2 separate regions of the Mus musculus genome follow, and region 1 is linked to region 2. A link is a loop called in an ENCODE intact Hi-C map of the cell type or tissue named here. Cell type or tissue: left cerebral cortex. All regions are shown on one strand. Each heading gives the region's core, and the rest is flanking DNA. Links, peaks and the distances in the headings are about the cores only.

Region 1 (15,631 bases), core at 6,363-11,362, 270 kb after region 2:
GAACTACATTTATATAGTTGTAAATAGTATATATGGTTTTTGAAAAGTCCGTGTATGTACATTAAAAATATCTTCATAAAGCTTGGCAGGGTCATACACACCTGTAACCCAAGCACTCAGAAGATGGAAATAAGAGGATCAAGAGTTCAAGACCAGCCTAGGATACATGAAACCCAGTCTCAAGACACAAAAAATAGGAGCTAGAGAGATAGCTCCATGGTCAAGAGCACTTAGCGTTTGCAGAGGCCCCGGGTTCTGTTTCAGCCATGCAAGGCAGCTCACAAACACATGTAACTCCAGTTCCAGGGCATCTGGCATCTTCTTCTGACCTCTGTGGGTTCCTGTGTGCATGTGGGGCACATAAATGGATGCCGGCACGCACATAACATGAAATAACAAATAAACCTTTTAAAACAAACTTAGTAAAACTGTTCAAATGAGATAAGGATGAAAGTTAGGAGGTAATATGGAAATCTCGTGGGCTGTGAGCAAAAAGCTGGAAATCGTCCCCTTACACTTGACCTATATCTGTAGTAGGAGTGAAGTTCACCAGCTCTTGATCCCGGTGACACTTGGACGATATTGTCTCCATGACTGTCACATTCAGCAGTTCTTCCTATCTGGCATGAAAACAAAATCTTAATCTAGAAATTTCATTTAGTATGAGAACAGTTTTGAAGACACTCGCCATTATAGAGTAAGGAACATGTGTGGCCACTTATACCTGGTTTCTTTACTACCCATGCATTCCTTCAAGACAGATGAGGTAGAATTGTTACCGACACAATAAATGCAGTAACTCAATGGATCCCAACCTTCATAATGTGACCCTTTAATATAGTTCCTGATGTTGTGGTGGCCTCCAACCATAAAATTTTGTTGCTACTTCATAACTGTAATTTTGCTACTGTTATGAATTGTAATGTAGATATCTGATATGTGACCCCTGTGGGAGTCATGATTCACAGGTCGAGAACCCCGGATGTAACGCTTATTCTCTTCACCTAACAAATGTGGAAATGGTGGTTTAGAAGATGCACAAAATTGCCTGCACAGTCAATTAGTGTCAGACAGAAGTAAATACAAGCCCAGAGCCCTGCTGGAAACTGAAGATCACTGGCCTTTTTTCTGGAAAGGTGTGTGTGTGTGTGTGTGTGTGTGTGTGTGTGTGTGTGTGTGTATGTGTGTGTGTGTGTGTGTGTGTGTGTGTGTGTGTGTGTATGTGTGTGTATGTGTGTGTGTGTGTGTATGTGTGTGTGTGTGTGTGTGTGTGTGTGTGTGTGTGTGTGTGTGTGTATACACCTTTGTTGACCAAAATAAAGACTTAGTTGCAATTATTTGACTCTGCGCTGAGACAGGAAAGCCGCCACAGTCAGTGTGTAAATGAATGACTACGATTCTGTTCAATAAAACCTTATTTGTATCCGAATCTCACATAATCTTCATAGGCATGAAATAGCCTTCTTTGGATTTTATTTACCAGTAATTTAGGAAAGTGAAAAACAGTTATAACTCCTGGCTATATAAAAGCAACAGATAAGCTGACTTGGCCCTTGGGCCCTTAAAAAACAAAAATAAAAAAAACAGGATCCCCACCACCCTTAGGTAGGTGGGATGGCTGGGGCACATCTAGGAGTAGGGTAACAAAGGAAAAACTTTCTCACTGGAAGTATATGCATGAGGGTCTGGGAGAAAAGTCACTGGGAGAAAAGAGCCCTAAGTAGTAAAGGTTGACTTAGAAATCACAAGGCTCTGGAGAGGGTTATGAATACGTAATCCCAGAGCTCTGGAGGTGGAGGTAGGAGAATGGTACATTCCAGGGTAGGCTGACCTCTGTAATAAAACCTTTTCTCAATGAGAGAGACGGAGAAGGTGTGGTGGTGGGGTTGAGAAGCCAGAGACTGTGGGGTGTCTAAGAGCAGTGAGAATCCAGGTTCTTTGTTTTTATTAACTTCTGACCTAGCCTCTTTGAAGTCTATTCTGAATGAAGGCAAAAGACTTGACTGTGATGGTTTGAATATGCTCAGCCCAGGGAGTGTGGCACTATTAGCAAGTGAGGCCCTGTTGGAGTAGGTGTGTCACTGTGGGCATGGACTTAAGACTCTCCTCCTAGCTGCCTAGAAGTCAGTATTCTCCTAGCAGCCTCCAGATGAAGATGTAGAACTCTCAGCTCCTCCTGCCTCCTGCCTGCCTGGATGCTGCCATGTTCCCACCTTGATGACAATGGACTGAACCTCTGAACCTGAAAGCCAGCCCTAATTAAATGTTGTCCTTATAAGAGTTGCCTTGGTCATGGTGTCTGTTCACAGCAGTAAAACCCTAACTAAGACAATGGTGACGATGATGACAACCAAAAACCAACTCTCTATGAGACAGTGGAACACACAAGAGTGCTTTAGTAGCCATAGCAGACTCCTCCAGAGGGAACAGGGGCATCTCAGTGGATGACTCCACCACTACCACCACCATGAGAGACAGGAACTAGAAGGAAATGTTACAATACCCATGACTAGACTAGAAGGACCAGATGGGTGTGGAGATTTCACCTGGTGAAGGCTAGGCAGAAGATTGAATAGCCAGGTTGCTTTGTCAGTCCTTAGAGGAATAGCTTAGGGTCTTCCAGAAATATCCGAAGGGGCTTAGAAGGCAGAACAGGCAAGTTCATGGTCAACTAGCCTGCAACAGCTACTTGTTACCCCTACCTGCTCTTTATCCCTAAGATTCATGGTTTTGAATGCTAGTGTGTGTGTGTGGTGTATGTGGGGTGTGTGTGTGTGTGTGTGTGTGTGTGTGTGTGTGTGTGTATGTGGTGTGTGTGTGTACGTGTATGTGTGTGATGTGTATGTGTGTGGTATATGTGGTGTGTGTGTGTGTGTGTGTGTGTGTGTGTGTGTGTGTGTGTGTATGTGTGGTGTGTGTGTGTGTATGTGTGTGTTGTGTGTGTGTGTGTGTGTGTGTGTGTGTGTACCCTTTGGGGAGAAAGGGCAGACAGGGTAGAATTGTTACAGACACAATAAAAGTGACTCAGAGCCTTAGGAGCTGTTAATTTCCATGGCAAGAGTTTCAATTCCTGTATCTTGGAAGGTGCTCTTTGAAACCATGTGCTTGCAAAACCCTTGAATAGTGTAAACTAGATCTAGGGTAGGATGCTGGCAGTGCTAGGAACTGTCCTCCGCCTAGTCCAGTCTCAAGACGTAGCTTCAGCCAAGTGCCTTGTTCATATTTGGGCAAGGCTCCTGGACTCCGGAACCCTTTCCTTTCAAGATAACCAACTGTCTTTAAGTGCTTTGCAACAGTTGCCTTACTCAGCAGGGCAGTTCTGGCAGGCGGATTCCTGGAGTTCATTACTTATGTGGTTTCTTAGTCATCTTATTGTGGCATGGTGTTCTTATTTAAACAGGCCCCTCCCTCCCATAATACTACACCTCAGGGTTTGTTCCCTTAAACAGTGCATGCCACATTTGCAGAGAGCCCCTGAGGAGGAAAATTAGCCCACCTCAGTTCTTCCTGGATGCCAACCCGACTTAGAAGTGGTCTATTTGTTATAGTGTCCCTTTGTTAAAATGGTCTTGGCACACTCAAGTGCCAGGCAAACCCTGGGAGGTGGTTTTTATTTTTCCTGTGATTTGCCAAAAAGTCCTCCCAGAATCTCAGTCTGTGTGTTTGCAAATTGCTCTTGTAATTCTTTGCCTTGGTGCAAAGGCTAGAAGTCTTCAAGATGGCATACAAATTCAAATGGAAGGAACTCTGTACCCAGATGAGAACAGCAGGAGAATTCAAAGAGCCAAGTAGTTAACTCAATCTTCTATAAACTGTTTTAAGTAGAAGTGTACTATCAGGAAGAACGGCTTAGGGAATTTACTCAAGAATGAAAAGGAAAAGGCTGGGCGTGGTGCCCACACACCTTTAATCCTGACAATTGGGAGAAAGAGGCAGAAGGATCTCTGTGAGTTCCAGGACTGTTAGGGCTACATGGAGATGTTCCCTCGGAAGGAGGAGGAGGAGGAGGAGAGAAAAATAAAGAATAAAAGGAAAATATAGAACCACAGTTGTAGAGAAACCATAGTATATAAGACTGAGTATAGTCATGTACAAGTCTTATAAAATAAATTGTGAAGAATCATAATGTAAAACATTTCCCTGGGAAATGTAAATTAAAAAAAATGAGAAAAGGAAAGAAAGAAAAGAAAAGAAAACCCAAGCTCGAGTTAACTAAACAGCAAAGAAGTAACAGGAGTAAAAATATTACTTGTAAAAAATATGACTAATTGGAACAGCAAATACCTTTGACTACTTGATAAATAAGTCAGTTAAATACAACATTTACTCTCTGTATCATTTATTTTTCTGTTGAATAATAAAAACAACATGACTAAAAGCAACTTAAGGAAGGAAGGGTTTAATTTAGTTTGGAGTTCCCAAAGGATAAGAGTACATCATGGTGGTGTGCATGGCGGGAGGCATGGCAGGAGGCATGGGGCAGGCATGATGGCAGGAGGAGGAAGTTGAGAAATCACATCTGAAGCAAAAGCTTGAAGCAGAGATAGGGGAGGGAAGAATAGAGGGTGGAAGGGAGGGAAGGAGGGAGAGAGAGGGAGAGATGAGGCGGGAGGGAGAGAGAGAAGTGTAGGAGGATAGTAAGGTGAGGCTAAATAACCTACCCCTGACCCCAGTGATGCACTTTCTCCTCCAAGGCCCCACAACCTAAATCTTTACCACCAACTCAGAAGCAAGTATTCAAGTACCCTAGCCTATGGGGGCCACTTCTCATTCAAAGCATCACACTGTCCATAGAAAAAGGTGGAAAATCTAATTTATCCTTTGAAACTACCTTAACCCTATTTGAGGTCCAGGAAAGGAGGGTCACAGAAGGCTGGAAGGCTGAGAATCAGAGGAACTGTACAATGATAGGACATACTTTATTCACTCTGGGTGAAAGCCACTAATTCAGACAGTCACTGCAGGTATCAGGCGAACACGGGTATATATCCATACAGAAAAGAGGCTAGGCACACAGGCCTATAGACACACAGACAGACAGGCAGACAGGCAGACAGGCAGACAGGCAGACAGGCAGACAGACACAGGCTGTTGAACGCAAAGTTTCAAGTCTTAGCGTTGGACCTCAAGGCTGTATTTATACAGTAAACACACACACACACCACAAACACACACACACACACACACACACACAAAGTGACATTCTGCCAGAAATGGCTATATAAGGGATTACATCACTGTTTACATCTGGGGTTCCCCAGACATCCAGTGTTGACTCACAGCCCCCCTGCCCTATGTCCAGTGTCAGCCATATTTTAACTAACTCATACAAGAGATGTATCTCAGCCCCATGTTGTCTAATCATAACCAGCCCTTCACAACCTTCTGTTCCCAACAGCCTAGCAGTAAAACTTGTTAAAGCACATGGCGTAAAACCAGAAATGTATATCTCTATATGTATACAGATCAGAAATACCACTCTAGCCAAGATCCAGAATAAAATACTAATGAATTCCACCAGGCAGTGTGTAGAAGAAGCAGTAGTGAATGAATTATTGAATTTGATTCTAATAGAATGGCAAGAAATCTGTCAACAGAATATCTTATCAGAAGGTCAATAGAGACAAGGCCAAGGATCAGCTAAGAGATGGGTAAAAGCCATTTACAAGGCCCAGGGGCTAAGGGCTTAGTCCTCAGCTCAGTGCTGTTGGGAGGTGTTGGTACCTTTAAGATGGAGGACAAGCCAGTAGGGGGCTGGGATGGCAAGGGGCTGGGGGTCCTGCTTTTTAAAAGGATTGTGGGAAACTGGTTTCTTCTCTCTTCTTCCTGTGACGTCTTTTTAACCTCACAGGACCAGTCACTTCATAGATTCACACTCTCACGGTGACAACAGTAAATATAGGGGCGGGGGCTGCTTGAAGGAAGAAGGTGACCACTGGCATTCTTGACAAAGGCCTGTTGCCCCCTGCCCTGTATCTGTCTGTCTCTATTTACTCTCAGCCACGAGTGAGCTTGTTTGTTCTATACCATAATAATCTGCCACCCCACAGGCTAGGAGCAAAGGATCCAGCTGGACGGGGAACTGTGAACTAGAATACATCTTTCCTCCCTTGAAATGATTTCTTTCAGGCACACTGTCATTGTGACCAAAACAAACAAACAAACAAACAAACAAACAACAAAATGGCTATCATGGCCACGTATTAATAATCGATGACAGTACATATCTGTAATTCCAGTAACTGGGATATTGAGGCAGGAGGATCATAAGTTTGAAATCAGCTATGGTTACATTAGAAAAGCATTAAAAGATCCTTAGGTAGAGCCAGGTGAGGGGTGGTACACACTTTTAATATCAGGACTGGGGAGGCAAAGACAGGATACTCTCTGAGTTCAGACCAGCCTGGTCTAAGGTGTGGGTAGCCGGAGCTACCCAGAGAAAACCTATCTTGGACAACTAACGAAAAAAGTTAATTAAATAAATTTTAAAGCTGGGCAGTGGTGGCGCATGCCTTTAATCCTAGCACTTGGTGGGCAGAGGCAGGTGAATTTCTGAGTTCGAGGCCAGCCTTGTCTACAGAGTGAGTTCCATGTCAGCCAGGGCTATACAGGGAAACCCTGTCTCAAAAAACCAAAAAAATTTTTAAAAGATCCTTGGGTATACGGTAAATTTGAGGCCAGGCTATATCTAAGAGACCCTGTCTCAGTCACCTCCCAAATAAAAGCTGAGAGAGAAAGGGATTGGGGTAAGGGGACCCCCTGAAGCTAGAGCAGCTTCCAAGAAGCTATATCTAATGAAAAGGCAGAGACAGGAATTGCATGAATGAGGCTAGCGCAGGTTGCCCTTACTTGCTGATGACAGACGTGACCGAGTCAACATTTTTGAAGGAAGCAAAACCACATGAAAGTCATGGCTTGGCAGTCCCTTCCAAATGCAAGTGAAAATTTAATGGCCATGGTTACAGCATTGAGGTGGTCAGCTCACGGAAGCTCTGCATTTAAGACTGCTTCAATATTATTGGATGTTCAAATATGTTCACTTTCTTGAAATGATAAGAGTTTAACTCTCTTTGGGTCTTTGCTGGATTTCTTCCCTTCGCCTCACGACATGCCATGGCTTTCCTTGCCAGGGACTGACCTTGTACACTTGGACTTCTTGACAGAGCCATGAACAATAAGCTTCTTTTCCTTATAAAATACTAAGTCTGTAGTAATTTGTTCCATGAGCAAAACCAGACAAAAACATTTGAACACACTCCCTCCCATGGGTACCAACAAGCATGCATGCACATACACAGATACACACACAGATACACACACACACACACACAGATACACACACACACACACACACACACACACACACACACACACACACACACACAGAGGTGTGCATGCTCACGCACCAGCCCCTTCATAAAATCTACTACTACGTTGAAATGCATGATCTTTCAATTTCTGCAAATTCGGTTCCTCTTCCCCCAAAATGTTCACAAACAAGTGCTGAGAGAATCTGACGGCCAAAGGCTATTACTCGATTTGTTCCAGAAGAGTCTAAACAGACGGAGCCAGAGGGCTGTCTTTTGCTTGTCAATGGGGACTTCCCTGAGAGGAAGGAGCCTTGCAGTAATGTGAGGTGACATTTTGAACTCTTCCAGTAAAGTGGATGCCATGACTGCCATCTAAAGCATTTACAGGGCCTCAGCCTTCAGCCTTCACCTCCCCACGCAGAGTGAGCTGACAGCCCTGCCCCCCCCCCCCCCCCCCCGCAGAGGTGCTATTGTGATCTCTGTCGGCATTGTCTTTTTGGTACAAACCACAGAAGTCTCTTCACAAGTGAGGCCATAGTAGTTGCACAATAAATTTTGCAGAGTTTTCCTAGCATTGACTCTCAGTGAGCATCTGATGAGTGGGTGCTCAGCCCCAGAGTAAGAGGGACCTTCATTGTCAGAGGTCACCTGTAGCTTCCACGGCAGGGTGGAGAAGGGGCCGTCGCTAGTTGCAGAGGCAAGAGCATAGGAAATGAAACACAGGACGATACTTGTGAAAGCATGAAAAAAAATCTAACTTGAAAATATATACCATCATTGCTAAATGACCCAGGAACCTGTCCATCAAGCAACAGGAGGGTGATCTCACTCAGCATTATGAGCTTTCTACTAAACATATGTCCTGTAGTATCCAAGAAGGACATGGCATGACCTATCTAAGGGTTACAGAAGACCACAGATGTGGAATATGCTTGTCTCCCTGGCACAGAGTAGAAAAAGACCATCAAATTTAAGGATCATGTTACAGGAAGAGGGCCAAGCTTCAAAACAGATCTGTAAATTTCAGGAAATCAGTCCATAGCAATTTGTGCCCGTGGTTTTTGAATACCAATAATTCACTATATATTACTGAAAATAGCTTGTGGAATTATGAAGGATTAGTGTACTGTGTTATGGAGGAATGGCAAAAATGAGCAGATCAAGGAGGCAATGTTGCTATTCTTGGAAAAGAAATGTTATTTGGAGGAGTCATTATTTAAAAAAAAAGGGGGGGGGGCAAGCGCAATGTAGACTAGATAGATATGGTGCTAGTGCCACCTGCTGTTGGAATTATGAATCGCAGTTATCCAACAGCGGATCTAATCTGTTGCAGTGAATGTAGAAGGGTTGTTGGGAAGGGAGTGGGTAAATGGACTCAGATAGGGAGGCTGTGTGGATCAGATCTTCCCTGTCATCCTCTTTATGACCAGGGAGAACAAGAAGGGCTTATTGGACCTGCCTTCGTGTACAGGGTTTTCTATCAAACTTGTGTTAGTGACAGAACGCAGATGCCAACAGCTCCTAGTACTATGTTCTAAGGCAACAGTTCTCAACACTCCGAATGCAACTCTTTAATACAGTTGTCATATTGTGGCGACCCACAACCATAAGATTATTTTCATTGCTACTTCATAACTGTAACTTTGCTACTGCTATAAATCATCATATAAATATTTTTGGAGCTGGGCAGTGGTGGCACATGCCTTTAATCCCAGCACTTGGGAGGCAGAGGCAGGCAGATTTCTGAGTTTGAGCCAGCCTAGTCTACAGAGTGAGCGCCAGGACAGCCAGAGCTATACAGAGAAACCCTGTCTCGAAAAGTCAAAATAAATAAGTAAATAAATAAAAAATATTAAATAAATAAAAATAAAAAATAAAGAAAGCAAAAAAAATTTTTTTTTATTTTGGAGTTAGAGGTTTGCTAAGGGGTCACCAACCACAGGTTGAGAACCACTGCTCTGAGGAAACCCAAGGTGTATTGCTAAATATAATGCTATTTCCTGTCAAGCTTTGAAAAACAAAACAAAACCGAGGGCATGAAGCAGCTGAGAAATTAAAGAAATGGTGGGAATGACAGAGAGAACAAACTGGAAAGATCATCAGGGCAGCAGATCCGAACAGCCAGGGGCAGTAAGGTCTGGGAAGTGCAGCCAGAAGCCAGTTACTGCAGCCTCGGGATATCTGCTGAGCCGTCCAGGCAGCTGGTCACCTGGAGGAGTCCAGGCAATTAGAGGCAAGGGGTCAGGGCTCCAGGACAGTATGTGCTGGTCTCAGAAAAATCTCTGAGAGCAAACAAGTCAAAACCAGAAATGACTCCGATCTACCCTGTATTTTTGGTACAAAAAGATGCTGCCTGTGGCAGGCCATTCTGGGCAATCTTCAGTCCCTCTGTCCCTCTTCCTCTCACTCCATGTGACCTTGGAAGCAAGGTGATTTAACCCTTTTGTGAACAGTTGACACACTTAGCTGCTGAGTTCCATTTTTTTTTTTTTTTTTTTTTTTTTTTTTTTTTTTTTGAGACAGGGTTTCTCTGTGTAGCCCTGGCTGTCCTGGAACTTACTCTGTAGACCAGGCTGGCCTCAAACTCAGAAATCCTCCTGTCTCTGCCTCCCAAGTGCTGGGATTAAAGGCGTGTGCCATCACTGACTGGCTGGAGTTCCATTTTTTGTAAGCAAGTTGAAATGAGACAGAAGGCCCACCTACCCGGGGACAGGAAGCTCTCAGTGGCACCAGAACCATGCACGTGGCTTAACAAAACGTTCTTGAGACCCATCAATGTTTTACCATGAGATGATATGTTTTTTCCTTATTACATTTGCAGAATATGCCCCTGGACAGGAAGACCATATTCTGTGTGTCTACTCATCTGTTGACGGACATTTGAGTTGCTCCCTCTCCTCTGCTGCGGTGAATAATACAGAGGTTAGCACTAGTGTGTAGTTTTTTCCTTAATTGATTAAAAAAGAAACACACACACACACACACACACCGCTTTATTACGTGACTTGCTTGGTGGGGGCGGGGGCATGCATACCCCTGTGCCAGCACGGGAGGTCAGAGACAGCTTGCTGGAGTCTGTTCTCTCCTCCACACTGGCTCTGAGGATGGAACTCAGGCTTTGGTAACAAGCACGTTTACCTACTGAGCCATCTCAGCCACTCTGATTACTGCCTTTTTTTTCCCCAAAATGTCCACACCCCTTTAAATCCTTACCTTTTATTAGTTCTTTTAGAACGTCTCGTAATGTGTTTATATTCACACACACACACACACACACACACCATCTACCATCTTTTATTTTGTGTCCTCTTTTTTTTTCCCCCTTCCCCACCCATCAATCCGGTTTGCCCTGCACATATATTCCTGGATGTGTGCCTTCCATTAGAGTTTGATCAACCCAATTAGGGTATATGCTTCAAGAAAACTGACTCTCCATTTCCGGCAGCTACTGACTGCCAGCGTCTTCTCTTCTAGGGGTTGTGCATACCTCACTTCTCCATGATGGGATTTAGTCTGCTTGAGCTTGCATGAAGTTTGTGTATACTGTCCAGGTCATGTGTTCAGAGGTGCAGCTCCCCTGCCAGGTTTATTCCAGTTCTGCCTAAAAACCAAAACTGGGGCTGGGAAGATGGCTCAGTGGTTAAAGTGAGACGACCCAAGTTCAGGTCTCTAGAAGGCACCTGAAAGCTGACCACGGTAGCATGCACCTGTAACTCCAGCGCCAGGACAGTTGGTGAGCCCCCAATTCCCACACTTATAACCCTAGCGCCCCTGACAGTTGCCATGTCTGTCTGTGCTCTCTACACTTTTCCTCTGTGGAAGCATTTCTGTGTACCTAGTTTTTGGTCAGAGGTATTGTTAACTTGATATTGTTAAGAACCAATTTTCTGTAACTACCACAAAACTGTGTGCGCGTTGTCTACAGCAACAGTTCTCAACCTTCCTAACTCTGAGACACTTCCTTCATCCGTGGTGACCCCTTTCCTAGTTAGGAGTTTATTTCTGTGAAGAGATACCATGACCATGGCAACTCTTACAAAGGGAAACATTTAACTGGGGCTGGCTTACAGTGTCAGAGGCTTAGTCCATTGTCATCATGGCAGGAAGCATGGCAACGGGCAGGCAGACATGGTGCTGGAGTTGCTAAGTACAACTTGATCTGAAGGCAGCCAGGAAGAGACTCTACCTGGTATTGGGCAGAGTCTGAGCATTGGAGCCTTCAAAGGCTCAACTCCACCAATAAAGCCACTCCTCCTAATAATGCCACTCCCTATGGCCAAGGAGTCACACACATGAATCTATGGGGACCAAACCTATTCAAACCACCATAACCCCTAACCATAAAATTACGTTCGTTGCTACTTCATAACTGCAATTGTGCTATTGTTATGAATCACAATGTAAATATCTGTGTTCTCCTATGGTCTTAGATGATGTCTGTAAAAAGGTTGTTCAACAGACAAGGGGTCCCACAGGTTGAGAACCCAGATCTGTAGATTGATTCTGAGATAAGTGGAAGTTTCAGTATGATGGTTAGAATGGAATCACTATTAGGCCTCGAAGATGCAGTCTTATTTTTCATTCAAAACATAACTTGAATGAAGTCCGATTTTTTTTCTTTTTCTCTTAAATTTAGTTTTATGTATATGAGTGCTCTATCTGCCTGTATACCTGAATTCCAGAAGAGGGCATCAGATCCCATTACAGATGGCCTGTGAGTCACCATGTGGTTGCTGGGAATTGAACTCAGGACTTCTGAGCCATCCCTTCAAGCCCCACCCCACCCCCCTTTCTTGTTGTTTTGAAGACTTTTAAAGTCTTCATGTTATGGGTATGTTTTTCCTAGAGTCCTTTTCTATTATTCTAGAATAACGCCATAAGTAATTTTTTTCAGCAGTTAAGTAATGAAGAATGCATTTCTGGCCCTTCACTTACTTTAAAGTCAGTGGAGAGTTTGGCTAAATATAGAATACTCGGTGCAAAATTGAATCTCTCAAAAATAAAATAAAAAAATGTTCAGGGCTATTTTTCCTGTCTCGTTGTCTGCAGCTTTTTATGTGCCCACGACTGACTTTGAGAATAGAAAGTGTAAGCCTGAAGCTATGTCCTCAGCCAAAACCAGGCATACAGTTAGTACAACCACAGCTAACTAGTGACTAGTGTCTGGAGTGCCCTGGTATGCAATGTTTCCCATAGCACACTGGCCAGAGCATGAAGGTGCCGGTCTGATGGAGAGATGCTCTTCGTGGACTTATGGAACAGGCCCTTCACTGCCTGCTGATAGGCTTTGTGGAAGTGATCGGGCCCTGAGGACTTTGACTTAATCGATGCATTAAGCCACTGATACCTTTATATTCAGATGGCATTGCTAGGATGTGGTGAAAACTAGGAGATGGGACCCAAGATATAGAAAGTCAGAAATCAGGGGCACTAGCTCCCATCCTTTCCCCGCCTCCATTCCCTAGCAACCATCAGTCCCCTCTCTTTTATAAGGTTGATAGTTTTATTTATTTATTTATTTTATGTAGATGAGTACACTGTAGCTGTACAGATGGTTGTGAGGCATCATGTGGTTGTTGGAAATTGATTTTTTGTTTTTGTTTTTGTTTTTAGGACCTCTGTTCTCTCTGGTCAACCTCACTTGCTCCGGCCCAAAGATTTATTTATTATTATACATAAATACACTGTAGCTGTCTTCTGACGCACCAGAAGAGGGCATCAGATCTCATTACGGGTGTTTGTGAGCCACTGTGTGGTTGCTAGGATTTGAACTCAGGACCTCTGGAAGAGCAGTCAGTGCTCTTATCCGCTGAGTCATCTCACCAGCCCTGATTGACAGTTTTAGTTACTTTCTAAAAATGAAAGAAAAAAAAGCTTGAAAATGTTTGTCCTCCAGTGGTTGACTGATTTTAGTCAACAAAGTGTCTTCTAGGTCTGTTACACTGTTACAAATGACAAAATTTCCTTCATGATACTCTATTGCATATGCCCACCATGTGTTTGTTTTTTTAGTTTTGTTTTAATGCGTTCATCTACAGGAGGTCATGGCGGCTGTGCCCACATCCTGGCTGCTGTGAATAACGCTGCCACTGACAGGAACTTGAGAGCGCAGGCACTTCACTGAGGGTCTGGTTGCCAGTTTGAGTAAGCCCAGAAGTGGGGCTGCTGGATTCCCAGGTAAGAACATTAGGTTGCTCTGCCTGCTTGCTTCAGGGTCACTGTCCTGTTGCTCCCATTAACTGTGCAAGCTGTATTATTTAGGACGTTTGCTAGAAGGAACATTGTGATTCGGATAGAAAGTCTTTCCCCGGAGTGTTCCAATGCAGAAGGTGTGGCCTTCAGAGCTAGACAGGTGACTGTGTTGCGAGACTGCTAACGTCAATGGAGGAACATTCCTTAAGTTAATTCATACTGAGTGGGCTGTTATGGGGTAGGGCCAGGATGGAGGAAATAGGCCACTGTGGGTGTGACTTTACTGGGTGTATCTTGTTACCTGCCCCCTTCTGACTGTCTGCTTAGCTGCCACTAGGAGAGCCTCCTTTGTCACACCCTCTTGCTGCCATCATGGTCCACCTCTTCACAGCCCAACGCAGTGGAACCAGCTGACCGTGGCGGGTAGCTCTAAGACAGAGAGCCAAAATAAACCTGTATTTCCTTTAAATTGTTTGCGCAGATGTGTTGTCCTAGCAACAGGAGAGTGACTGACAGAGGAATCTACTCTCCCTCTAAAATGAGGTCAGGGTCAGACATTCAGCATTTTGTTCTACCCTGTTCTGAGTTTGTATATGGTATAAAAATAATTTTTAAGGGATACTATGAAAATTATTTTCTTATACACATTTATTATTATGTAGATGTGTTTCTGTTCTAATTTGAAAAATACAACATGATTTAAAGACCAGTGCTTCCCCCCCCCTAAAAATTGGGGACATTGTGTAAGTGAAGTCAAGCTGAGATTCCCACCCTCCCATAATTGCTGGCACACTAAGTGCTTACTGTGTGCAGCACAGTTCACTGGGTATTAGACACAAGCATTCAGTACAGCTGTAGGCACTGCCTTCTTACCTCTGGCTTACAGACAGTGAAAGACAGAGAAGTTATGTTACTTGCACAAGCTCACAAAGCCAGAGATGGTAATCAGAACAGAGCATTAGAGGGGTTACCGAAACTTTCTTCATCTCCATTCCTTTTCATCCAAGACGTTTATGTTACCCAGTGGTTAAATTTGAGTATGAAGAAGTTAGTTTCATCATGACATTGTTATACGTACATACTTTGTTCTTATTGCTGCCCCTTCCCACTGTCCTCTCCTGTCTCCCTGCTCCCTCTTACTGACCCCTCCTTTCCTCAGGGACATATCTTCTGCTGTCATGTCACATGGATTGTGTCATCCTATTACCTTCTTTTCTCTCTCCCTCTACCTTAAGATCTCTTTTTCGCCTCTCATGGTCCCCTTTCTAGTTTTATGACTTACACACACACACACACACACAAACACACACACATATGCACACAGTCACACATTCACACACACACATGCACACACATGCATGCATGTACGTTCACAGGCACACACATGCATTTTTCTCTGTCTTCCTCTTGCTCATTGACTCTTGTTTTCGCTCTCTCTTCCCCAGCCCCCTCAGAGTATGCATATGAAGGAAAATTCATGGTGTTTATCTTTCTGAGCCTGGCTTATTTTGCTTAACATAATAATTCCCAGTTCCATCTATTTTCTGCAAATGTCAGCATTGCACTTTTCTCTGTGGCTGAATAAAATACCATTGAGCATACATTTGCTTTATCCATTCATCTGTCGATGGACATCTAGGCTGATGTATTAGTTACTTTTTCATTGCAGTGATAAAACACATAACAAAAAGCAATTTATGAAGCCAACGATTGGTGGCAGATGCCTTTAACTCCAGCAGTTGGAAGGTAGAGGCAGGTAGCTCTCTGTGAGCTTCAGGCTAGTCTGGCCTACACAGTGAGACCCTGTTTCAAAACAAAAGAAAAAAAATGGTGGAAATGTGTATCATAAATACACAGTACAAAATGGCAGATGTAACTCAGTAAGCAACAGCACTATAAAGCGGTTCTTGTTTTTGTTACTTCTGTTGATGGAAAGAGAAGCTAATTGGATGTTTACATGCTGAAGAATGATAGTAGGAAAGTTCTTCACTTTCTAAAAGGATCCGTTATGTCTCCCTAAGAGTGGAGAACTCCGTGTGTGCAGTACCACACTGCAGTCTGTAACACAGTGCCGAGGCTATGCTGAGATGTTGCAAGCAGTGTTTATTGGAGGCCGGGTGCAGGAAGGA
Region 2 (15,631 bases), core at 5,131-10,130:
ACAGAGCTGCATGCCCAGCTCAGCAACCACAAAGTATCATTAACATTCCCATGTTGCTGGTGACATCACTGAGACTTACAAACTGTGACCGCTGTTTTAAGCACTTTCCTCTCTTGAAACCATTTTTATTTTGAAGTGATTATATATCCAGTTGCAAAAATACTAGGAGTCCCCTCCCATTGATATTCACCCATCATTCAGGTGCACAGCTCAGAAATGGAGCTGGGCCCTCTAGGCTGAGTCAGGGACTAGCTGGAGCCACGGAAGGATTGTATTGGGATAAAGGGATATGGAGCAGAGCTCTGGGGAGGCTGTGCTAATCTGACTAGAGATTTATGAGACAGACAATTGAGATTTGCTGACATGCTCAGGAAAGCAACGCCCCACCCGGCTTTCACAGACACTTCCAACGGAGCTGGCCAGGTCCTTCATAGCCCAACAATCTGCTAAGTGGGCTCTGGACACTGTTGAGCTTCCAGTCGCCAGCTGGGTACTTGGTGATGAAAGGCTTTCTGGTCTGAGAGGCCCTCAGGTTCCTCAGCTCTTCAATACAGTCTTCGTTTCAGGCCACCATCTCTGCAGCCTTGGGAACTTGGAAGAAAAAGAGATCTCCCACATTTTTTTACTGCACTGTTTCATCATTAACTGACATCACACTGAGATCCAGTTCCCAAGAATGAGCAAACTCAATCCTCTTCCTCAATCATGGAGACTGCCTACAAGTCACCCTTGCTACCAAGGTCATGGGACTTGATACTTTCAGATGCGTGAATGTTCATTCTTTTCTGTTGGGCACAATACTCCAGGGCTCCCCAAGAAGGAAATTAAATATATTAAGCATCCACCCCTACCTTCTTTGTTTGTTCCCTTTGCTCCTTTAGTGCACACTTGGAGACCAAGTTTATATAGGAGAAGGGCATTTTAGTAGCTGCTGCAGGCTGACCTGTCCTAGGGTCTGCTGATATTCTCTGGCACCTGAGCAAGAGTAACAGCAAATACAGAAAATACTTGTATTCTATAAAAGGGGGAAAAAACAACCTTTACCCACTCAAACAAGACTCTTTACTGATGCAGGGGTAGGGATGAGGGAGCTCCCTGCACAGCGGCATGAAGGGAAAAGGTTAAATGGACTGCATAGTAATATATAAGGAGTTTCTTAGCTTCCTCGTGGGAATAGCTAACCACCTCTCAGAATGTTCCCCAAGAGGTAATCTATTATATTTTGTCCAATTTCTTCCTCCAAGAACTGAATCAATTCATGATGTAATGCCCAGGGGAGAACAATCTTTTGGAAACAGAGTATCTTTCTGGGGACAAGGTTGAAGAAAACATCTTAATATTGTTACAGCTTTTGGCCCTGGGGCCCCAGTTTGTCGCTGGTGAAAAGCAGAGTAGGAAAGGGTCAGGCAGGGGCATGTGACAGGGACACCACCCTCCTGTCCGAGTGCCCGTAGATGCCTAGGATAGTTTTTTTTTTCTTGGAGGAATAGAGGAGAACATTATCCACCAGGACACTTACCGAAGGGCCGCTGCATTGGGGCCACACGGGAGCTTGAAACGCTGAGACAGCTACTCACTCCTACTTGGCTCTAATATAAGCAGGGCTCCTTCTGGATCCTGTTGAGAGCCCACCCTCCAAAACATTCCATTAGAGTGTCAAATCATTCACCATCTAGTTAATGACAACAGATATACTTTTGGATCGTTTTTGAGACACTCAGGGCACTCAGCTGTAGCTATAGACTCAAAGGCCAATAATTAAATGTCCACAGTGTTCTAAGATCCCAACTTCCTTATGATCCTCCTACATGCTAGGTGCAGGCAGTAGCTGAAGGTAGTGAAGCCAGCCAGCTCCAATGGTTCCCAAGCTTTCTGGCCTGTTACTGCCTCAGTTGTCCCATCTCATTGTATACTTTGGGTAACACAGGACAGTTTCTTAGATGATGTCCTGTTATGTTTTAGTATAGTGTGGGCTGCAAAACAACATGAAAAGATTTTAAAGGGTTATTTATGAGGGGAAAGATGACAGTGGGATTGATTTAAATGGTTCTAATTTGACTAGAGGTCAATTGTTTTAAAATCCCCAAATAGTTTACTTAGATTAAAAAGGAACCCTACAGCTCTCAGAAGATTAAATAACAAGAGTTTGGATAAACAAACCAATTAGCCCCATGTCACTCAAGGATACTAAGAACTTTTTAAAGGGACGTTTTAAAGTTGGAATATAAATGTTTCACTCTGGGCATTTTGGGGGGTTCTTTCACCACCCTTTTGAATCTTGCAATCACATTTGTCTGAGCACAGAAAACCTAAACACCAAAGTTACAGATTTTGTCTCTCTGAAAGATACCAGTTGGGCTCCTCTGCAGGAATGCAGCTGGACTGGCAGTTCTCAGGGAGCTGCTGCTTTGCATGGAAGTGCATTGCTAGGCTGCAAGATGCAGGCAGAGACTCATCTGTAGTTAGCAGCTGATGATCAGAGGTTGCCTTCTTCCCCATTCACACAAACGTTGATAGTACTATGCAAAATACTTGGAATCCGAGTTTTCAGTTCCAAGGGAGCATCTGAAAGGTGGCTTGAAGTCCTTGCCCGACAGACTGCCTGGCATACAAATTTGTTTCCACTACGTCTTGGTTAAGACACAAACTGAGAACCTGTGGATGCTAAGTAACCATAAATCCCAAGTTATTACTGTGATTAATAATAAACGTACTTTGTCAGGGTCATGAAGCATAATGGCATATTACAAAATGAATTATCGACTATGTACAATACCTTTTCCCTGCGGAGGCAAAGGGGTACTTAATGGCAAGTGGGGGTGACTGGAGTCAGTACACAGGGCTGGAGGTTGCCTCATAAAGGAGCCATTGATGCTTCTTAGAGGGGATTCTTCGGTGGGGGGGAGGCGGGCATAGAAAGCTACGTCAAGGGACCTCTAGTGCATATTTGCTAGGTTTGATGGCCTTAGAATTCTCAGATTCTTAGTGGTCTCTAAATGTTTAAATACTTAAATTCAAGCATTTATCACTCTTTTGGGACCTCTCTGGAATTATTTACATTGGGAGTTAGTATTATCAGGCAGTTCATTCTTAAAAATATTAGCAAAAGTTGTCTAGTTAAAAGTACCACTACAAATGCAATTTTTTAAGACAAATCTCTAACATTTTAAGAAAAAAAAAAAGAGTTACCTGTAAGCTGTAAATATGTGCATTAAGTTTCCTCCATGGTATTTGCTTTGGCTGTGACCTCTCCTAATATTTAGTTGAACAAGGGCTAAAAATTGTCAAACCAAATTCTTGTCCTGGGAGCTGAACTCTGTTGCCAGTTTGAGAGAAACACTCGTCCAGGTTTAGGGAATCTGTTGTGTTTGTTTTGGCTATGACACAGGGCAGAACGGTTTCCATCCCATTCGAATGCATTCAAGAGAGTTTGAAATATTGCACAATAAAAGCCATTCATTATATCTGTCTCCTTTCCCTTCCAAAAACAAAAATGGCTGCCCAGTTCCAAATCGACACAGGGGGCAGGAAGAAGGAGGCAGAGGGTCACTGGAAACCACCCAAGACTAACACCAGGTTTTTCAGGTTTGAGTTGGGGAATATTCTTAAAATCTTCATTCTCAGTTTTTAAGTTTAAAACAAGAAAAGACAATACTGGCACGAACAACGAAAAATAGGCATGCTGTATCTGTTCAAATGTCAGGTAGAAAATCATACAACTTACCTTCTGAAAAGAAAACCACTCTCTCAGTTCCTGCTAGGAAATTTCAACTGCCTGATGTCAATTTCATACTGAAAAAATTATTTCAATACTTGAAGCAGACATTTGAAAGAACAGTTTTGTAAACACCCAAGGCGCCTTCAGTGAAGGAAATGACATTTAATTCTGTTTACCACCACACACTCAAGGTATCAGAAAACTGGAGATGCAGTGTGGTTGGAGATGATAGTGCCTCTCTCAAAGCAGAAATATCATAAAGCAGGAAAATTTAAAGGTGACTAAGGCCAAAAAAAAATGAGAAAATAACAAACAAGTCTAAGAGCTTCCTTGAGATCCCAGAGAGCAAAATCTCAGCTTTTGGAAATCAGATTTTTTCCTTTATCTAAACCTAAAATACCAGCTGCCTGTGGCTCTGCAGAGCATCCTTTCTTCACAATGCAAACAACTCACTCAATTTAAACATTCTGGACAAATGAGAAAGTAAAGAGACCTAAAAGAAGGTATTTTCAACTGGGCAGTGGGAATCTTAATGACAAAGTTCCAACCAGCCCTTATATAACACAAACTGTTTTTTCCTTAGGACTCTTATGTTCATTTTTTTCTTTTCATATATAGCATAATGCTTAAACATACCAAAACAGACACTTTCAGAAAAGACTTAAATCCCAATCCCTTACTTCTGTAATAAATTCTTAGGATGATAATCTTTAGGGTCTGACCTCAGTTGAAGACATAAGAAAAAAATGTCTATTTAGTGACAATAATTACTCATCTCCTCGCTTGAACAATTAGGTTATTGCTGAATCACTAAAAAAGAAAAGGATTAAAGAATGCCCAAAAGTGACATACTGGACATATTTGAAATTGTTAGGTCATGGCACTCTATGCTCAGTTTTATGTAAGGTCTTGCAATTTTCCAGTGAATTTAAGAGAGAATTCTGCTCTGTGTGTGTGTGTGTGTTTGTTTGAGTTTAATAACAACTTCACTTGATCTAAGACTTAAGTAGGATTTGCTGAGACCAAGATGTGACAGCAGATTTTAAAAGGTGTAAGAAGAGAAGTGTCTTTATATTTTTATTGTTTAATTCTGTACTAGTCTTCCACATTTATGCCTCACTAAGATGTACTCACTGGTTAAAACCTAACAGGGGTGGGGGGAATGCACAAGAAAAGCCTACAGGAGAAGAAATGAGAGGGTGTTTGTAAAGCATGTGCCTCTTAGGGACGGTCCCTCCGATCCTCCGAAGAAGCAGAGCAGCCTGACCTACAGAAGCTGGTCCCACCTGGAGGGCAGAAGGGAGCTGGGGAGGCCTTTATAAGCCTGCCCTACACCATTACTTTGTCTCTTGGAGAAAACAGAGCAGAGTCTTCAGAAACAATGCCCACACACAGTAGTTGCTGAATAAATGCTGGAACGCTGGAATGACTCGGTGCAGGGAAATTGGCCAGTTTAGTAAGAAACAGTTTTCAAATCTTAAGGTTACTTTTTAAGCATGGAATGACAGGTTTCATAGTAAACTAAACTCTAATACTTTATGAAAATAAATGAAACAAATTTATCTTTTGTTAAAAAAAAAGGCAAACCTATTTTTGAACTTTAATTTAAGACAATGTCTAAATAAAGCTAATTATCGTAAACGATGATCAGGGCCCTAAGGTCCTGATGCAAATGAACTCCAGTAAACTTTCACTGGGCTCAAACTTCCAGGGAAGCTGGCCTCCCACCCTTTCTCTGGATGCTTGTACTCCTGACTCATGGTCTCCAAAAGGGAGTGTACTCTGGGTATGATGAAGCACCCCCCCCCCCCAGACTGGTTAACCCTTTGCTTCAGCTAGCTTTTAGTCTATCCCCATAAGTAAACAGTGATAAAACTCACAGCCCAAGGAGAAGAGCCTTCAGGATGCTGTGACACTGGTAAACATCCTGACCAACAGAATAAGGCCCAGACACAGGAGCATGATTTCAGCAAAGGTATTGACACAATTTAATGAACAGATGAGCTTTTAAACAAATGGTGCCTGCTGATTTCCACTTAAACAAAAGGCCACTCCAGCATCTATGGCACACAGAAATGAACTCCAAGTAGATAGAAAACCGAATCAAGAAATATAACCATGAAACTTCTAGAAAAATCTTTGTGCTCTTGATCTGGGGAAATGTCTTTTTTTTATCTTTTTGTCTTTTGAGACAGACAGGAAAAGATTAGAACTCACTAAATATCCTAGGCTACCTTTGAACTCACAATAATTGCTGCCTCTCCAGTGCTGAGATTACTGACATGAAACACCATGCCTGGCTATCCTTAGGACACAAAAGACATGAATCATTAAAGAAAAGAAGAAAAGAAAAATAAATAAATTCAAACTTCAACAAAATGAAAACCTTTTCTTAAAGTGATAATACCAAGAAAACAGACAAAAAAATAAGCCATGGAATGGGGAAAATATTAGTAAGAAAAAACTTAGTAAAGGAGTTGTATGCAAAAATGCAAAAAGTATGCAACAAACTTTCAACTCAGTACTAATAACAAACATCCTGGGTAAGACACCCCAACAGACAAGGGCACAAGGACAGCAAACAGAGGGAAATGTTCGTTACCAGCCACTGAGAGACACAAATCAAGATTCTAGCTCTAAGTAAGTCTCCATGATGAACGGGAATGTGTATTTGTAAAAAGAAACATTTGAACAGTATATAACTTTATCCTTAACAAAGCCCCAAATCTTATAACCTAAATATGCAGAGTGAAGTGACATCCAGCAATAAGCAGGAACCATTTACAACATGGAACACAGATAAATCTCAAAAGCATTATGCTGTTTAAAACATAGGCACAAACGATTGACCAATCAATCAATCATCTGAGATTCCTTTTCTGTGACATTCTAAAAAAAGCAAAAAGTACAACTGAATTCAAATCATTAGCTGTAAGAGCTAGGGGTGAGGGTTGGGTTGTCAGACATGATATTACTCTGACGTCAAGGTGGTGTGTAACCATATACATTTTCCAAAGTTCAAACAGTATGTTCTTTTCAAAAGGTCAGCATTTGTAAGCTGGTTTACTTGAGATGCTAGCTCTATGTCAGAGGAACTTTCCAGAATCTACAGAAGAGAATCTAGCTATCACTTCAGCTCTGTCATCAACTCCTAGAACCAAAAAGAAGGAAACAACTCACATCCTCATTTGTCCAAAGGCAATAATTCCACATAAGGCTGAGAGACTGAGGGCAACAGGGCTGTCCTCAGTAACACTGACAGTCATGAGACTCTGTGGAGTAGAGGCTGCAAATTAACATCTATCTATCTATCTATCTATCTATCTATCTAATGTATCCATACATACGTAATACATGTGTGTGTGTGTATGCATGCATGTATAGACAACACTGGCAAACCACACTTGATGGGCACAAGATGTCTGGAAGAGGCATGACAGCTGAGTTTCTGTACACAGAAAGTTGTTTATACTTCATTTAAATTATTTGTCCTCTGATTTCCCCACACATACTCATCAATTTCTGATAAAAACTGAGGGAAAATATAAGAGAAGTTCAAGCCACAGTAGGTACAAGCAGCCCTGGCCTTCATGTTTGCCCAGGGAAGGAAAATTGCAGGAACCACACTGCCATCTTCTGGAAGAAATGAGAATATCTGCAAGGACAGAATCAAGGAAGACCAGAGACAGTCTAAGGTAAGCATCCAGGGTTAGCTACTTCTAGAAAAAAAAAGATTTAAAGCAAAGAAATAGCATTTTCGGTTTACCATTAATGAAAAGACATGAGGGAGGGGATGGATGTAGCAACTGTGATCAGACACAGAAGTTAACTTTACACTAAGCATCTGATACGGGCGAGATATGGTAGATTAGGCCCCTTAATATTCTTTAAGAAACTAAGGCAGTGGTTCTCAACCTGTGGGTCACAACCCCTTTGGGGATGAACAACCCTTTCACAGGGGTCACCTAAGACCATTGGAAAACAAAATTTATGATTCACAACAGTAGCAAAATTAGCTATGAAGTAACAAGACATTAAGAATTGTATGGTTATGGGGGCGGGTGACCACAACATGAGGAACTGTATTAAAGGGTTGCAGCACTAGGAAGGTTGAGAACCACTGGTTTAAGGGACGTCTATAAATATCAGCCAAGCCATTCATTAATAATGAAACATTTTAGAATGAACATAATTTGTCGAGTGGACTTACAGTTTTACTGTAGGTACCAAGTTGACATTAGACAAACTGAACCACAATCAGCCAGAACTTTGAGAATCGAGTTTGTAAACTGTTGCCCATCAGATGCAGCTGAGTTAACAAAGCCGTAACAGAGAAAGAGGCAAATAGCAATCAGTGAACACTAAAACTGTCCTGAGAGCCTAAGGCCTTTTACACATGCTGCTAAGTCTGGGTTTGGGACTCTCCACCCTTTTTAAAACTCACTCAACCTAAAACATTTCTAAACAAGTTAACTCGTTCTCTTTTTGGTGTGTTTAGTGGTCCTGACTTAGTGACTACACACACAGGAGAGAAAAGCACATAAATGATTTTGTAGAGATAAAAGAAAGTTTTGGACAAGTCGCCCCTGAGCAGAAGAAGTTGGGGCTCACTTTGCCTGTTAATGTAAAATACATCAGTCCTTCCCGGCAGGGGCTCCAGACCTGGCGGTGCCAAGGCGGTAACAAATAGCTCCACCTCTGAGGGGGAAATGGGCCGCCCAGCAGGAGCTTTCTTCCCTGGTGTGTTATTTATAGGGAGCTCTATTTGTTAACATGTTTCTGCTATCAGGCTGAAGGACAGCTAATGATTTAAAGGATTTCTGGGGCCATTGTTTAATGATAAGATTTGCAGATTCTAGGTCTACTGGTGGTTTAGATATTTAAATTGCTGCCACCGAGACTAGGAGGTTGTAGAAGGCTTAGCGCTGAGGGAGCAGGCAAGCAATAGACTAGATATTAGGATACAAAGTTCAAGTGCAGGGAGACGCTTAGAAGAAATCGGCAACTACACCAAGCTTCATGTGGGTAAACACATTTCCTGGAGCACTTCTAAGTTTCTACTTCTCAAATGTAAACGTAACAGGAAACAATGAATGAAACTCAGATTACCTGTGACCGATTTGAACAATCTGGAAGGATGACTGCACAGTTATGTTTAATTACATATTCATTTACAATAGTTTCTCTATAGAGTTCCAGTCAATGAATTAAAATTTCAAATACAGGGCCTCATTGTCACTTAATTAGCAAAGGAAAACTCTGATTTGAGACAGACAATGAAGTCATCAAAGCTGGTCAATTTAACCCAAAGAAAAGAATAAGTCATTCTAAAGGTCCTTTTCCAGAACAGCCAAAGCCTTTAGTGGTAAATGGTAAAAGGAATAAAACTGCAGAAACACATTGCTGGATCTAGAAAGGAATGCTTTAACAAAACAAAGGCAAAACAAAAAGACAAACAAATATATTTAGAGGGAGAAGAAAGAAATTAATGTATTTCTACTTAAAGTCATCATAACTCAAATGATTTTTATTAGAAATGTGCAATGCACTGAAGCGGCCTACAGGAAGCTGGGTCCTCTTCCCTAAGAGCCAATGCCAGGTGGGATTGTCTGTTCCTGCCTTTGTTCTCCTGGGCCCAGCCCCCTCAGGGCAGCTGAGCGCTTTCTCCCTTGAGCGAGGGTTTTCTCTTGCAGTCTGGTGGCTGGGTGGCACTGTTAGCATCTGTGAGGGTAGACCCACAAAGGCTTCTCCTCTTCCTAGGTAGCGCAGAAGAACCAACACCCTGGCTCTCACTGCCCGAGACAGCGGGCAGCGGCCCTGGGTTTTGTCCTGAGGATATGGTCTCTTCTTTGGAGGATGGACATTCAAATCCCCTGCTGTCTAAGGTGCAGATCGTCATTCTCCTTCTGGGCTTCTGCAAAGTGGAAGGACTTGGAGACAGCCACACAAGCCCTGTATTTTCCAAGTCTCTCTGGAGCCTTGTGCTGCGTCTCACCTTGGTTTTACTGCTTGTTCTCTGAAAGCTTTGCTCTATGGTGTTAGACAGCTCTTCAATCAGCTGCACGCTTTCTAAACTAATTTCCACAAAGTTTTCCCCACTGCAGGAAGACGCAGGGTTCCCATTTTGTTCCAGGTATGAACTCTGACCCCCACAACACACTGTGCGTCTTCTCCATTTCCTCTCTCTCCCACTGCCAGGGCTGCCATTCCCTGCACATTTCCTTCCCACATTCTCACTGTGGCTTGCGGGTTCTTTTATATTTTGAATGAGGACATCTTCTGAACAGTTAAGGTCTCTTTTTGAGTCAGTAGAGACAGGGCTGCCCTGCAGACTCCCCTGTGGAGCTAAGCATTCACTCTCTTTCTCACACTTTAGATTCATACTTTCTGAAACAATAAGGATCTCACAAGGATTTTCCAAATTTTGACCAGCCTTGAAAAGGTCCTGGCTCTGAGGGCTGCCCAGAGGTTTTGGATTCTTGGACACGATGTGATCTTGGGTCACAGAAGCCCGAGGCACAAGACCGCTTTCCATCTTGGTCCCGGGTTTTGGCTCCTTTGCACTTTGACACTTACTCTCCGCTCTGGTGTTCCCTTCACTGCCTGTGTCTCTGGTACTGGCATTTGGCCCTCGCTCAGAAGCAGTAGTGAGAGGCAACAGGTAGCAGCACTTGTCAGAGACCTGAGACTGATGATGAGCTGGGTCCAGCTCAGGCGAATCTGCCTTCTGTGGTAAGCGTCTCTTCCGTTGTGTGGGAATTTCAAACGAGTTCACTTCTTCCAGCTGACCACATTTGTTGAAATCATCTACGGGCATATAAGCACACTTAGAGTCAATTACAAAGGAACAGTGCAATGCCTGTCAAATGAGCAGTGTTTCATAGACATACATGCGCTCGCTATAATACGGTCGTTTTCAGCTTTCAGAACTTACACAGCCTACACTCATCACACGGTTCCTGTCCTCATCTGTCACTTTGTCCCTCTTACTGGCCCAGCCCACAGGTTAAGAAAACAAGTGTTCAACGCATGAATTAATACAGCACACAACTTCAGACTAGGAAAACGAGACTGCTGTCTTAAGCAGTTTCCTTTTCTCTAATGTACTTCCCAGAGCACGAGGTCCAATAGTGAGAGACGGTTCCTATTTACCTGAAAAAAAAAGGGATATCACAACTTTCCAATTCTTTTATGAATATCTTCTTGTAATAAGGTGATAAAAATCAGAATTCTTGAGTATTTAAAGACATAGCAGCTGAGTCGTACAGCAGTCATGTCTTCCAATAATTCCCATATAACTGTAGACAGAGCCATGGGCCACAATCTCAAAGAGCAGCCTTTGTTCCTCCTTTCTGACTAAATAAGCTTCGTTCTCTGGGTAAGAACACCACATGTAGCTTGGTGCATGTATTCATCACATGTAGCTTTGTGCATGTACTTCCTAGGTGAGAAAACCACTAGGAAGGGTTGAGATGAACAAGGAACATGTTCTACAGCAGTGGTTTTCAGCCTTCCTAACGCTACGATGCTTTAATGTAGTTCCTCATGGCTTGGTGACCACCCCCCAACCATAAAATTATTTTTGTTGCTACTTCTTAACTGAATTGTGCTACTGTTAAGAATCATAATGTAAATATCTGTGTTTTCTGATGGTCTGAAGTGGCCCCTGTGAAAGGGTCATTCGACTCCCAAGACGGCTGCAATTCACGGGTCAGCAACCATTGATCCAGAGGAACTCAGTTCTTATGACTTGAAATCAATGCTGTTAGATTCTGTCTCTATTATCTAAGATGTTATTAGCTCATCATCAAGTGAATATAAAAAGTGTTTTAAATGAAATCAAAGGTGAAAGATACATATAAAAAATAGCTAAGCCTAAAGTTTTTAAAAAAATCAGTTTCAATCTGAAAACACATTTATGATTAGAGCAGGTAAATAGTATGTAGAGTCAGATTCATACAGGTCAGGATTTACAATGAATATAGCAGCTAGGCTCTTTTATAACTTGGTACACACAAACACAGTTATATATATTCTAGCATAGTAGGAAAAAAATGGTGTTGGGGAGAGAAAGTTGTAGAAAGAGATGGAAAAAAATTGGAAATTCTTCAAACCTTCTTTTCGGGTGACAAGGTAGTTATAGATTAAAAAACAGGATAGAAGTATTTCCCTGCGATGAAGGCAGTAACATTTTAATATTTAAGTAGAATCAAGGCCAGATTAAACAGGTAGAAATAGCAGACATGCCATTCCAAGGCAACCCACATGAGGGCAGGAAGAAAGGAAAATGAGCCTGAAATGAGTTATTCTGAGTAGCTGTTAAACTCTTGCTTTGCCTCTGTGAGACTCCTGTGGAAGCCAGGTCTATAGTGACATACATACCATGCTTCTTGAAGTCTTTAAGAAAGTAGGCAAAAATCATGGGACATTAGACAAAGGTAGCTACTTAAAAATGGCTGCATACAAAAATCACCATGCTACATGGAGGTACTTTAAAAAAAAAACCAAAAAACCAGTTTGAGCAATAAAACTCAGTTCACAGCTTAGCCATCCTAGGGGCTGGGGAGGGCTCAGTGGCTCAGAGGATTTGTTCCTCCTACATGATGTGCTCCAGCCCCCACGGCAGCTTACAACTCCCTCTAACTCAGTTCTGTAACACAAGTCATCACAACAAAATGCCCGAGGAAGTAAAAAGTAGACGAACAGAAATAATCTCTCCCAAAATTACATGGAAAATTGGGGTCTGGATTCTCTGATAAAAGTGAGAATTTTGTCAGATTCTGAAAGAGTCTAAGTCCCTCCTCACAGGTTCCAGACTTCAACTTCCTTTACTGGTAACAAGTTTGGTCTTGTTTATAAGAGCGTATGGGAAAAGGGCAGAGGCAGAGAGTGCAGTGCAAACAGACAGGACGGCGAGAGAACGCGCTAGAGGCCCGAGAGCAGCACCTGAGCTCGTCCCCTGCGTGCAGTCAGCCAGAGGAGTCGCTTCAGAGACTTCAGGCAGCTCAGGAATAGGGCTCAGGAGTGGCTTCTTCGATGCAATGTCTCTTGGCCCATAAAAGCATTTTTCAACATCTTTTTTCCCCTTTTTCTTTTTTCTGTAACTTTTTAAAACCTGAAAAGATATGTATTAAGACATTATAACTTGAGAATGATGTAGCACCATGATAGATTGAGGCCCTTTTATGTCTAAGCTATCTCTATCATTTATACAATTAACTCTTTAAAGGTTTCTGAGCTTTTTTTTTTTTTTTTAAAGAAAAACTTGAAACCAGTCATTTTATTTTAAAAAAATTAAGCTCAAATGCCAGAAAGGTAATCTAGGAATCCTAACTCAATCATGTGGACTCTCTCTGGAATTTGCGAAAGTAAAATGGCAGATTAGATGTTATACAGTTGGATAGAGCTAATTAATGAAATTATTTATAACCAGGTATGATAATTCTAAGATTAATCTAGCATGTAGGGTCTGAAGAAATGGCTCAGTGGTTAAGAACCCTGGCTGTTCCTCTCAATTACCTCAGTTCAATTCCTAGCCCCCAACATAGTGGCTCACAACTGTTTGTAACCCCCAGTCCCACAGGATTCAATGGTACCAGGCACAAATAGTCATATACACAGGCAAACAATTATATGGACATAAAGAATAAAATAAAAAGATTAAACAAGTATAAATTCCCTACTGAAGTGCTATGGGAGGCTGCTTTCTGTTCATTAACCCTGTTGAAGAGACAACAGGTGCTTAGATAACACTGAAAAGTAATCATTGAAAGATGAACTTATGAAACTAACAAATGAATTAATCACGATTAAAATAACGAGATCACACAGGCTTAGGACATAGCTTAGTGGAAGAGTACTGGCCTAGCTTGAAAAAGGATCTAGGTCTGAGTTCTAGAAAAAGAGGCCAGGCCACCACAATAAGAAGACAGCTGACTTATAAAATGTGAATATCCACAAAAAATTTTTAAAGTGTTTTAATAACTTATGGAATGTAGGATTATATTTAATTCTGAATGCCCTACCAGCACTGGGAAATAGTTTTGTTTAAAAATGTTCCATATGGAAAAAAACTTTAGGGAAATTAAAACATTATACTGAAACGAAGGAAGACTTAATATCAAAAGAAATGAAAGATATTCTTAAGACTTTTGACATAAAACATGTTTTGACAATTAATATTTCCAGAAAGTGAGTCCATCTAAACCTTTAAGGAGGTAAAGCCAGTGAGAATAAAAGTAAATAGGATGTGGTATTTAAGGACTCCTGGTTTAAGAGCAGTCACCACACAGTCACAGTCTCCAGGCACACAGGCAAGAGAGCATCCTGCCAACAGGCTTTCAAGACAAAAACGCACAGAAAGCACAATGCTCCACTCTAATCCTGGGGCAAGTGCTCTGGCGGCGTGGTATTTGCAGGCACTCAGCACAGAGCATAGGTGGAAGCTGGCATATACAGCCCTGGCAAGCATGCACAAACAGCACCTAACACAGCCCTTTTATACTACAGTGAACCGAGTAGAAGCCATGTTTCCTGCACACTGAGGTAGGCAGACACACCTGTGAGCCTATCCTGCAGAAACTGCATACAAGATTTTAGGAGAAAGTAATGGTGTAAAGGAATGGAGGAGATTCAAGAACACAGAAATGGCACAGAGCTGTGTGTTCCTTGAGGTATCTATAGATAACTTATAAAAACAAAACCAAACACATCATTGCATGCCAAAATAATTCTAGAATGCTACAAGATGAATGTTGCCCTTGGCGATATGCAATAGATATTGAATGTGATTTAGAGAGAAGTTCTCAATATAAATAATCTCTATGCACATAAGGAAAGTGCTGGGTTAAATATTTTTCCATTAAATTTTCTTTTTTATGGAACATCTGTTGATATTTCATGGACTGGATGAGGAAATGCTGGCTTGGTCAGTGGATGTAGAAGCCAAGAGAAAAGAAATATTTTAAGGTGGGGTTCACAGATGTGTTGCAGAAGAGAAACATTTGGCCTCTGGGTTCAAATTTTATCATTTAACTGCCAAGTAATGTCAACTGAAGATTGTCCTCCTCTGCAGAATGGGAGTCGCAGTAGGGTACCAAAACCTGCACAAGCTCAAGTCAGCAAAAATCCCAGCACGAAGGAGGGGAAGTGGGCAAGACCCACCCCTAGCCAGAAAGGTATTGGAAATGATGGTGGGAGAGGAGTAATCCCTTTTCTTCAAGCGACAGTGGGTACATAAACCACATGGCAGGAAGTGGATGGACAACAAAAATCAGACTCTATGTTTTCTAGTGGGTTTTTGCTTTTCTTACCTTCTTGTTTTTTGTTTTTGTGGTTTTTTTTGAGAGAGAGAAAAAAAATCTCAAAGGAGCTCAAATGTGAATTGGTTAGCACAGGGCTTGACTCTACCCAAGCTAGGCTATTCTAAATCTTCCAAATTCCTCCCTGTTACTTTGGGAGGAAAAATACCTTTTTGATAACGTATATTCTATGCAATGGTTCCATCAAGCTAATTAGCACATCCATGACCTCACATATTGTAAAAACACTAGTGTAAAAGAAAATGAACTGTGTTGAGTTTACCTAAAATCTGCTAACATGTGAATATGCTGGCTGGTTTTATGCCAACTTGACACAAGCTAAAGTCATCTGAGAAGAGGGAGCGTCAGTGAAGAAAATGCCTCTCTAAGAGGGCAAGCCTATAGAGCATTCTTACTGATTGATGGGGGCGGGCCAAACCCACTGTGCAAGATGCCATTCTTGGGCTGGTGGTCCTGGGTTCTCTAAGAAGGCTGGCTGAGTAAGCCCCATGGAGCATGGCAGTAAGCAGTACTCACTCTCCATGGCCTCTGCATCAGCTCCTACAGCCAGCTTCGAAATGAATTCCTGTCTTGACCTCTTTTGATGAACAGT

Evidence for each region. Hi-C counts contacts between places; a loop is a spot of excess contacts. Peaks named below come from ENCODE experiments on the same cell type or tissue, not always from the same donor. Only the 100,000 strongest peaks of a DNase experiment are listed, where the experiment ranks them.
Region 1: it touches region 2 in a loop (3-fold over the local background); 5 of 42 quality-filtered maps call a loop at or near these places.

What each region holds. Positions count from the first base shown.
Region 1 is chr14:67,938,019-67,953,649 of GRCm38, forward strand. Gm41188 (a long non-coding RNA gene) reads left to right here and starts at 10,142. Exons shown (of 3, transcript XR_874750.3): 1 at 10,142-10,232; 2 at 13,349-13,487. In left cerebral cortex, for the core only: a CTCF peak has its summit at 8,609 (motif pointing left); a DNase peak (open chromatin) is centred at 8,604.
Region 2 is chr14:67,667,498-67,683,128 of GRCm38, forward strand. Cdca2 (cell division cycle associated 2) reads right to left here. Exons shown (of 15, transcript NM_001110162.1): 14 at 12,665-12,833; 15 at 8,857-10,525. The coding sequence ends at 9,363. Among named protein-coding and RNA genes, the nearest start is that of Cdca2, 40 kb to the right of the region's middle. In left cerebral cortex, for the core only: a CTCF peak has its summit at 7,355 (motif pointing left); a DNase peak (open chromatin) is centred at 7,348.